Regions from separate parts of the Homo sapiens genome. Here regions 1, 2 and 3 are each linked to region 4. Evidence: read pairs that join two places in POLR2A ChIA-PET (ENCODE). Cell type or tissue: IMR-90. All regions are shown on one strand.

Region 1 (2,500 bases), 160 kb before region 4:
GAGCTCAGGCAGTCCACCCACCTTGGCCTCCCAAAGTGCTGAGATTACAGATGTGAGCCACCATGCCCGGCCTCATTTAACAAAATCTTAACAGAAATCTACTCGAACTAGATCCTAGGGACACAGCTGTAAATAAGACAAACTCAGTTTCCACTTTCTTTCAGCTTACACTTTGGTAGGGGGATGTAGGCAATCAAATAATCATTGAAGTAACCGTGTGTCCTGGTTATTTATTGCTGTATAAAAAATCATCTCAAAATTTGGTGGCTTAAAACAACAATCATTTAATGGGGATTGACTGGACCCGAGGAGGTGGTTCTTGTTCAGCGTTTCTCATGCCATGGCAGTCAGACAATGGCTGGGGCTAGAGCCAGAATCATCTCGAAGCCTTGCTCACTCACATGTGTGGTGGTGGATGCTGGCTGTCAGCCAAAATATCTACAATGTGGTCTTTCTATGCGACTTGTGCTTTCTCCCAGCATGGAGGCTAGTTTCTAAAAGCAAGCTAGGCAGAAGTGTGTGGCATGTTTATGATCTAGCCTTGGAAGTCACATAGCTTCACTTTTGATGTATTCTGTTGGCCAATGCAGTCACAAAGCCCAACCCAGGTTAAAAAAGAGGGAACATAGACCCCACCACTCGATGGGTGGAGTGTCAACATCATGGTTCAGGAAGAGCATGTAGGATGGGAAATATCATGGCAGCCATCTGCAGAAAGTACAACTTGCCACACTATGCATTACATGTATAGCGCTTAGATTAGTGCCTGGCACTTAAAAAATATTCGTCAAAGTGTTAACTATTTGCTTTTAGATGCTTTGAAGGAAAATCAATATGATTTCTGATAGTTCCTTGAAAGTCCAAAACTTTATGCAAATGTGAGGGCTTTAAAATCTGTGTTTCATGGTACCTTAGTCATTTTAACCGTAAGCGTCCCAAGAGTGGAGACTATGACTTTTCACTTTTTCTGGATTATTTTACCCTTTGACTTAACTCCCTCTGGTTGATTATATAGGTAGGATATTAAAGAGATGCCAAGATGCCATAGGTTAGTCTATGAGAATGAAACTAGAAAATCAACACATAATGGGTGAAGTCATGTGTATATGTGTGTATGTTATGTATTTATGTATTTCATATGTGTGTATATGTATGTTTGTACATATATATTTCAGTAACCTATTGCTGTTTAACAAACCACTCCAATATGTAACAACATAAAATGACAACCATTTATTTTTCAGGATTCCGTGAGTCAGGAGCTTGGCCAGGCTCAGCTGGGACACTCATCTTTGCTTCACCTCATGTCAGCTGCAGCATCTTAGGAATGCAAGACAGCCTCATTCACATCCGGCGGCGGGTGCTGGCTGTCCACTGGGTGCCTTCGCTCTTTTTCAAGTGGTTTCTCATCCTCTGGGGTTTCACTGTCTCCATGTGGCCTCCCTAGCAAGTTGCTTAGATTTCTTTACGTGGAAACTGGCTTTCTAGAGGGTAAAAATGGAAGCTGCAAGGACTCTTATGGCCCAGAAGTCCCAGAACGTCACTTCTTCCACAAGTCATAGGGCCAGCCAAGATTCAAGGGGAAGGAAACAGACTCTGTCTCTTCATATTTCAATGGGACAAATTGTTGCAGCCACCTTTGGAAACAATCTACTGCAATACACTACAGCAGTGGACATCTGGGCCCTTACCAGGTGCCAGACGCCGTACTAACAGCTTTATACGGATGAACTCATTTAATCCTCCCAAACTCCATGAGGTAGGGTCTGTTAGTAACCCCAGTATGCAGATGAGGCAAATGAGGCAGAGAGAGTTTAAATAACTTGAGTTACACAGCTCGTTTTTGTGCTCAGAGCCCATGTTCTATGTGCCATTCCTGTGCTCTATTGCTGTTCCTCTAAGAGTTGACGTGGCTCACAGGCTGGGGCAGAATAATCAATATAATATGAATAACAGCAATTTAAACTAACTGTCTATGGAATGCCTGCTAGCAAGCATGATAGCTTTATGAAACTTAACTTCTTTGCTGAATCTTCATCTCCACCCCAGAGCCTTGCAAGCTAGCTCTCATCCTTATTTTGTAGATGAGAAAACACGTGCAGAGAGGTTAAACAATTTGGATATTTTACCCAAGCAAAACGTAATGGCAGCCCACTAAGTTCCATTAACTAATCTGGGGATAGGATGTGTGGATGCAGGGACAATGGGACAGCCCCTCCAGCACTGCTGTGGGGAGCAGCCTAGATCCGCAAACATCTCGGCCCTGGCCAGGGTGAGATTTGGGGTGGTGAGAGACCACTGCAGCCCTCCATGGACCAGTCAGTACCTGAGATTAATTCCTCGCTTGCTTGGGTCCTCGTTCTGACTATAGCTCATCTCCCTGCGCTGGGAGACTGCCAGGAAAAGGTGTGCAGGGATCCCGGGCTACTGGGCAGTTGTTTCGCAAGGCTCCTTGCCTAGAATGCCTTTCCTCCATCCTGGCTCACAGGCCACCTCCTCA
Region 2 (2,500 bases), 71 kb before region 4:
CACACCACTGCACTATAGCCTGGGTGACAGAGTAAGACTCCATCTCCAAAAAAAAAAAAAAACCTTAACAAATTTAAAGGAATAGAAATTATACAATGTCTGCTCTCAGACCACAATGGAATTAAACTGAATTAAACTACAAATCAATAACACAAAGATAACTAGAAAACCCCAAAATATGTGGAGATTAAACAACACACTTCTAAATAACACATGGATCTGTGTTGTTAGAAAAATGTCTGAAGAGAAATGTTAAAATACTTTGAACTAAGTGGAAGTGAAAACAAAATTTAACAAAATTTGTGGGATGTAGCAAAAGCAATGCTTAGAGGGAAATTTATAGTATTGAATGCATGTATTAGAAAAGAAGAAAAACCAAAAATTAATCATGTAAGTCTGCACCTTAGGAAACCAGAAAAAGAAGAGTAAATTAAATCCAAAGTAAGTGAAAGAAAAGAAATAATAAAAATTAGAGCAGAAGTCAATGAAATTGAAAACAGAAAATCAATAGAGAAAATCAAGGAACTCAGAGCTGATTCTTTGAAAAGATAATAAAATTGATAAGCATCTATCTAGGCTAACTAAGAAAAAAGAGAGAAAACACAAATGACTAATATTAGACACAAAAGAGGAGACATCACTACAGATCCTATTGACATTAAAAAGGACAGTAAAGGAATATTCTGAATAACCCTATTTCCACAAATTTGATTACCTAGATAAAATGAACCAATTACTTGAAAGACAGAATTTTCCACAACTGACATGAAAAGAAATAGAGTCTGAATAGGCCTATATCTATTAAATTGAATCAGTGATTATAACTTTTCAAAATAGACATTGCTAGGCCCAGATGCGTTCACAGGTGAATTCTATCAAATATTTAAGGAAGGAATTATGCCAATTCTTTACTAATCCCTTTCAGAAGATAGAGGGCAGGGGACACACCTCCTAACTCATTCTATTAGGCCAGTGTCATCATAATACCAAAACCAGACAAAGACATTACAAAAAACGAAAACTACAGACCAATATGTCTCATGAACATAGTTGTAAAAATCCTCAACAAAATGATAGCAAATTAAGTCTAACAATGTATTAAAAAATTATACATCGCAACCAAGTGAGATTTATCCCAGGTATGCAATGCTGGCTCAATATTTTAAAAATCAAATAATCTATCACATCAACAGCTAAAAAAGAAAAGTCACATAATCATGTCAATAGATGCAGAAAAAGCATTTGAGAAAATTCAACATCCATTTATGAAAATAATTCTCAGTAAACTAGAAATAGGAACTTCCTCAATTTGATAAAGAGTATCTACAAAAAACCTACAGCTAGCATCATACTTAATGGTGAGAAACTAGAAGCTTTCCCACTAAGATCAGGAAAAAGGCAAGGATGTCCTCTCTCACCATTCCTTTTCAACATTGTAGTGGAAGTTACAGCTAATGGAACAAGACAACAAAAGGAAATAAAAGGTATACTGATTGGGAAGGAAGAAAAAGAACTGCCTTGTTCACAGATAACATGATTGCCTATGTAGAAAATCCAAAAGAATCAACAAAAATTCCTGAAACTAGTAACAAATTATAGCAAGTTTGCAGGATAAAGGTTAATATACAAAAGTCGATTACTTTTCTATATACTGGTATATATACCAGCAATGAAAAAGTGGAATTTGAATTTTAAAACACATGCTTTCAAAAAGCATGCCTTTCTCTCTCTTCCATTGACCAAACATTTGGCTAGAAATTGTAAGATTAGATGAAATGAATTTACTTCTCTTCCTTCTCAAACTACGTGTGTCAAAACTCATGATGATAGAAGGATTATTTGCATTATAAAATAAAATATTACTGGTAAGGTCAAGAACACACACATATATAATGACTTCACATTAGGACGCCGAAAGATGACATACTTAGGTATAAATCTAACAAAATATGTACACGATCTAAATGAGGAAAACAACAAACTGATGAAAGAAATCAAAGAAGAACTTGGCTGGGCGTGGTGGCTCATGCCTGTAATCCCAGCACTTTGGGAGGCCAAAGCGGGTGCATCACCTGAGGTCAGGAGTTTGAGACCAGCCTGGCCAACATAGTGAAACCCCGTCTCTACTGAAAAATACAAAAAATTAGCTGGGCATGGTGGCAGGCGCCCATAACCCCAGCTACTCGGGAAGCTGAGGCAGGACAATCGCTTGAACCTGGGAGGCAGAGGTTGCAGTGAGCTGAGATTGCGCCATTTCCCTCCAGCCTGGGCAACAAGAGTGAAACTCTGTCTCAAAAAAAAAAGAAAGAAATCAAAGAAGAACTCAATAAATGAAGAGATTTCCCGTGGATAGGAAGATCAATATTGTCAAGATGTCAGTTCTTCCCAATTTGATCTTTAAATTCCATGCAATCCCAATAATAATTAGAGAATGTTATTTTGTGGCTATCAACAAACAGTCTAAAGTATATATGGAAAGGCAAAAACCTAGAATAGCCAA
Region 3 (2,500 bases), 230 kb before region 4:
GAAACTGCTAGAACCTAGTTATTGTCTTTCAGAAGAGTCTGAAAGGCCTGGTCTGGGTGCCAGAGGTGTTGTCCAGAAAAAAAAGGCCTGGTAGACAATTGGAGTTTGACTGTCTTCCAGTTTAAAGGCTAGAAGCCTGGGAAAGGAGCTGGTCTTCCACTGTTTGTGCTGGAAAGTCTGTGAAAGCCTCAAAGGGTGATGGAGAGATCTGGGCTTGCAGGTTTCTACGGTTATTTCTTTGTTTAAGGAATTCTATGGGATGGAACCTTGAAACATCTTTGGAGTGGGTAGGGAGAAAGTAGTGACCCACAGCCTCTGTCCAGTTTTATACTCTCAGAGTCATATACCTGCAGATATTTATTTTTGTTTGGTTGGTTTTCTTTTGAGTTTTCCTGAAGGCACACTGAAGCTATGGTTCTTGTTTGTGCAGATGTAAATAAGAAAAGCCTTTGCCCTCCCCACAGAGGAAAAGTAACTGGCCGCTTAGGGGGATCTGCTTGCAACTGTAGCCCTGCATACTTGTGGTTGCCTTCTTTGTGGAGAAGCTTGGTTAATAGTGTAGGTGAGGCAAAACTTTTTCTCTATTCTTTTATGTTCTGTGCCTGAAGCCTATGGATTAAACTGACAAAAGAGAGATTAACAGGAGAAAAAAAGGCTTGCAAACTTACTGAATGTTTTTAATTTTATGTGCAAGAATTACACAGAAAACAAGTGAAAACCCAAACAAGTGGTTGGACCCAGGGCCTAAATGTTGTTTTAATAAAGGGCAATAAATTGTGGAGAAGTAACTACACAAAGGAAAAGGGGCTTGGGTTCCCAGTGGAAACAAATTTTGGGAAGGTAAATATATGGGGGAACTAATTGTAGAGAAGAATTTTTTAGTAAGGTTTGTTATGCAGACTCAAGTTGGGTGCAGACTGAAGTGAGAAGAGTCACGTCAGGTGATTAATAGTCTTCTCTTCCTGGTATGGGAGAGGGAGACACTTTTACAAACGGGAATTTATGTTACTTTTACAAAAGGGAACTCTATGCTCTGCTTTCAGAAGAAAGGGGGAGGGCAGAGAGTTTCTCCTGAGCCTGCTATTTCTTAATTGCCTTCAGCTGAAAATAATCCTAATGCCAAACTAGTATATTTTGGGGTGGCATATTCTGATCCCCTTCCACAGACTGTAGGAATCTGTCACTTTTACTCATTATAGGGATCTCAAGAGAAGGAAAGGAAATGCAATAGGTATCAAGATAATATATACATATACATAATATATACAAAAAAGTATTTTTTTTTTGAGACACGGTCTTGCTCTGTCCCCAGGCTGGAGTGCAGTGGTGCGATCTCGACTCACCGCAACCTCCACCTCCTGGGTTCAAGCAATTCTAATGCCTCAGCCTCCCAAGCAGCTGGGATTACAGGTGCCTACCACCACGCCCAACTAGTTTTTGTATTTTTAGTACAGACAGGGTTTCACCATTGTATTTGTTAGGGTTCTCTTAGAGGGACAGAATTAATAGAATATATATATATGTTATTAAATATTAACTTACACAATCACAAGGTCCCACAATAGGCTGTCTGCAAGCTGAGGAGCAAGGAGAACCAGTCCAAGTCCCAAAACTGAAGAGCTTGAAGTCCGATGTTCCAGGGCAGGAAGCATCCAGCATGGGAGAAAGACGGAGGCTACGAGGCTAAGCCTGTCTCCTCTCTTCACGTTCTTCTGCCTGCTTTATATTCTCTGGCTGCTGATTAGATGGCACCCACCCGGTTATGGGTGGGCCTGCCTTCCCCAGCCCACTGACTCAAATGGTAATCTCCTTTGGCAACGCCCTCACAGACACAGCCAGGATCAATACTGCAACCTTTAATCAAATCAAGGTAACACTCAATCCTGATCTAAAGTGATCCACCTGCCTTGGCCTCTCAAAGTGTTGGGATTCCAGGCGTGAGCCACCGTGCCTGGCCAGTACCAAGCTAATATTAATAATTAGCAGTCTGTTCTAAAAATGCACTCAGAATTTGTTTCAATCAGGTATGGTAAGACATGCAGACAGAGAAATGATTATCATGAAGAAAGAAGTTTGCCCTCACAGACGCCTAGAGACGGTTGGCATGCCACACAGAGAGACAAGGGGACACACCCACGCTGGTCAGGAGGCAGAAGCGGGGAGCATGGCCCAGAGGCTTTACTGGGGTTTTCACAGGAAGGAATGAGCCAGGCAGGGTAGGTACACTGAGAAAGTTTAGGACTGGATAGTTTGAATAATTTCAGGGGGCTCTGGGCAATAGGGGGTGTTCCTTAGTTGTTTGGTGCCTGGCTTTGGAGTGATTTAGGGTGGGGAGAATATTGGCCTGATGTGTGGGAGTTTGAAAAAGGAGATGATTGGGGTGTGGGCTCTGGGTTGATTGGTTTGTATATTAAACATTTGTATGTTAAACATTGGCAAGCCCTGGGAGGAGCAGTCTCTTTAGGATCAAAGCCTCAAATGCCAGAGCAATAAGAATACA
Region 4 (2,500 bases):
CAGAATTGAAGTGTGAGACCTTTAAGAGGTGATGAGGTCAGGCGGGCTTTGCCCTCCTGAATGGATTGATGCTGTTATCTTGGGAGGGGGTTCCTGGTAAAAGGATGAGTTCGGCTTCCCCTTCTCTCACACTCTCTTGCCCCTCCACCTTCCGCCATGGGATGAGGCAGCAAGAAGGCCCTCGCCAGATGTGCCCCTCGATCTTTGACTTCTCAGCCTCCAGAACTGTGAGCCAAATAAAAAGTTTCTGCTTATTGTAAATTACTATAAAAAATATATTTTTTAAAAAGGCCACACATGGTGGCTCATGCCTGTAATCCCAGCACTTTTGGAGGCTGAGGCGGAAGGATTCCTTGAGCCCAGGAGTTCAAGACTAACCTGGGCAACATAGTGAGACCTTGTCTCTACAAAAAATAAAAACAAAATATAATAATAAATTACCCAGCCTCAGATATTCTGTTACAGCAACACAAAATGGACTGAGACACCCAGTGAGGAAAGTAACCCTCAAGCGCCCCCATAACGCAGGGCTGCTTGTCTTAGGTTTGTCACCTCTCATATCTGGTCCAACCCTCCATGATGGGGGAGAGGGCCAGCCAGCAGGCGGAGGGGGTGATGGGTGAAGCTCTGTGTGGCCAGAGAGTTCATCCTTTTGGCCTTAGAGACCAGAGCCTTCTTGTTAGAGTCCCAGAGCACCTAAAAAGGCTCTGGGCTTGGATGGGCAGAGCTCTGGCCCTCAGTGACTCAGGTCCCGCCTTGGGAGGTACCAGGGGTGGCAGTAGGGAGCTTCTGGGGATTTAAGATGTGCCCCCTCATGCCACAGCCTGGGGTGAGGGATGAGAGGCTCTGAGGCCATACCCACGCTCTTGATCCTGCAAACCCACTTAAAGAATGAGGCGGCCTGCTCCACACTGGCAGCAAGAGGGAACCAATAAAGGGAAATCATTCATCGTCACTCTGTCATCAAGAGGAATGCAGATAACAACACTGTCTTCCTGTCTTTCCAGGGGCATTTGGGGAGAGAAGAAGCTGGGTCACATGCCAGGAATGCTTCAGTAACTGCATCCCAGGAATTACCAAATTAGCCAAAGCTCATGCAGAGCCATCTCCCCACTACTGCTGGGGTGCCTGACAGGGAGAGGTTCTGGAGAGCCTGGAGCTCCCTCACCAAGAAGAAAGCATGAGGAGGGGAGGGGCTGGGGAAGGGGAGGGACCAGGAAACTCCTCCTCTCCAGAGTCTGCCCCTGGGAGAAGAGGGCAGAGTGCCACCCAGACACCTCGCTTGTCCACTCATGCTTGAGGGTGTCAAGTTGTCTCTTGCAGTGCAGACAAGCTGCACCAAAGTGTCCACACTCTCCTTAGCCAAGCTGAGGGCAGGGAGAGTGGGTGGCTCTGTGGCCAGGGCTAGGACCTTCTTCAGGGGCTGCTGAAGGATAGCAGAACATGCCACCCCCAAATATGTCACTTGGGCGTAAGGACTGTTTTGAGCTGAAGGCAACTGAGAAGAAGCAGAGAAAAGAAAAGCTCTCTGCCCTCCCCCTATTTGCCTAAAAGCAGGATATAAATTTATAAGGGTGTTCCTCCTCCCCTCTCAACCAGGAAGGACAAAGGTTGATCACAGAAGACAACGTTAGAACCTTATCAGCCTGGAGATGGCACAAAGGAATCTACATAACAAGCGCTGCTAACTGGCCTTTGTCTACCATTAGTTTCCCATTGATTTGTCTTCCCACAATTTGCCATCCCCAGAGACTCCAAGTCCTTTTTCTTTGTCTCATTGCTTCTTTTAAATTGTATGCTCTTGGTTGAAAATGCTATGTAAGCCACAGTTCTAAGCTACCTCATTTTTTTCCTTTTTGAGACGGAGTCTCGCTCTGTCACCCAGGCTGGAGTGCAGTGGCGTGATCTTGGCTCATTGCAAGCTCCGCCTCCCAGGTTCACGCCATTCTCCTGCCTCAGATTCCCGAGTAGCTGGGACTACAGGCGCCCACCACCACGCCCGGCTAATTTTTTGTATTTTTAGTAGAGATGGGGTTTCACCGTGTTAGCCAGGATGGTCTCGATCTCCTGACCTCGTGATCCGCCCGCCTCGGCCTCCCAAACTGCTGGGATTACAGGCGTGAGCCACTGAGCTGGGCCTCTAAGCTACTTCTTTAAGCTTTTCTCGTTTTCCCTGAGTATCTCCCATGAATACATTTTATACATGTTAATAAAGTTCTGTTTGTTTTTCCTTGTTAATCTGTCTCCTGTTACCAAGGTCCCAGCTAAGAACTCAGAAAGGTAGAGGGAAAATTGTTTTTTCCTTCCTTACACTGGGAAACCAAGTCAAGCCAGTCATTCCCTGAGGTGCTCTAATCTCAGCTTCATGACCAACCAATGACCCTCCCACCATGAAGGTCAGGTGACTTCAAAGGAACCCCCTTCCTGGGAGGGCTCTCAATGACCCAACCATTCCACCAGTCACTGTTGGGACTCCCTGGTTTCCTCAGGTACCTCTTCT

Evidence for each region. Peaks named below come from ENCODE experiments on the same cell type or tissue, not always from the same donor. Only the 100,000 strongest peaks of a DNase experiment are listed, where the experiment ranks them.
Region 1: POLR2A ChIA-PET joins it to region 4 with 16 read pairs; 3 of 35 experiments call an interaction of 5 or more read pairs at or near these places.
Region 2: POLR2A ChIA-PET joins it to region 4 with 20 read pairs; 5 of 35 experiments call an interaction of 5 or more read pairs at or near these places.
Region 3: POLR2A ChIA-PET joins it to region 4 with 11 read pairs; 9 of 35 experiments call an interaction of 5 or more read pairs at or near these places.

The regions. Positions count from the first base shown.
Region 1 is chr2:47,220,068-47,222,567 of GRCh38, reverse strand. All of the region lies in intron 3 of EPCAM-DT (EPCAM divergent transcript), which reads left to right. It overlaps LOC105374588 (a long non-coding RNA gene), which reads right to left. Exons shown (of 2, transcript XR_940063.3): 2 at 1,211-1,484. Among named protein-coding and RNA genes, the nearest start is that of CALM2, 45 kb to the right of the region's middle. In IMR-90, no CTCF peak of the experiment used is centred here; a DNase peak (open chromatin) is centred at 1,327; H3K27ac peaks cover 495 bases.
Region 2 is chr2:47,135,956-47,138,455 of GRCh38, reverse strand. The region is part of intron 3 of STPG4 (sperm-tail PG-rich repeat containing 4); the gene reads left to right. Among named protein-coding and RNA genes, the nearest start is that of STPG4, 18 kb to the left of the region's middle. In IMR-90, no CTCF peak of the experiment used is centred here; no DNase peak of the experiment used is centred here.
Region 3 is chr2:47,293,802-47,296,301 of GRCh38, reverse strand. The region is part of intron 3 of EPCAM-DT (EPCAM divergent transcript); the gene reads left to right. Among named protein-coding and RNA genes, the nearest start is that of BCYRN1, 40 kb to the left of the region's middle. In IMR-90, no CTCF peak of the experiment used is centred here; no DNase peak of the experiment used is centred here.
Region 4 is chr2:47,064,645-47,067,144 of GRCh38, reverse strand. All of the region lies in intron 19 of TTC7A (tetratricopeptide repeat domain 7A), which reads right to left. Among named protein-coding and RNA genes, the nearest start is that of STPG4, 89 kb to the left of the region's middle. RefSeq lists an enhancer at 199-757. In IMR-90, no CTCF peak of the experiment used is centred here; a DNase peak (open chromatin) is centred at 1,034; H3K27ac peaks cover 1,825 bases.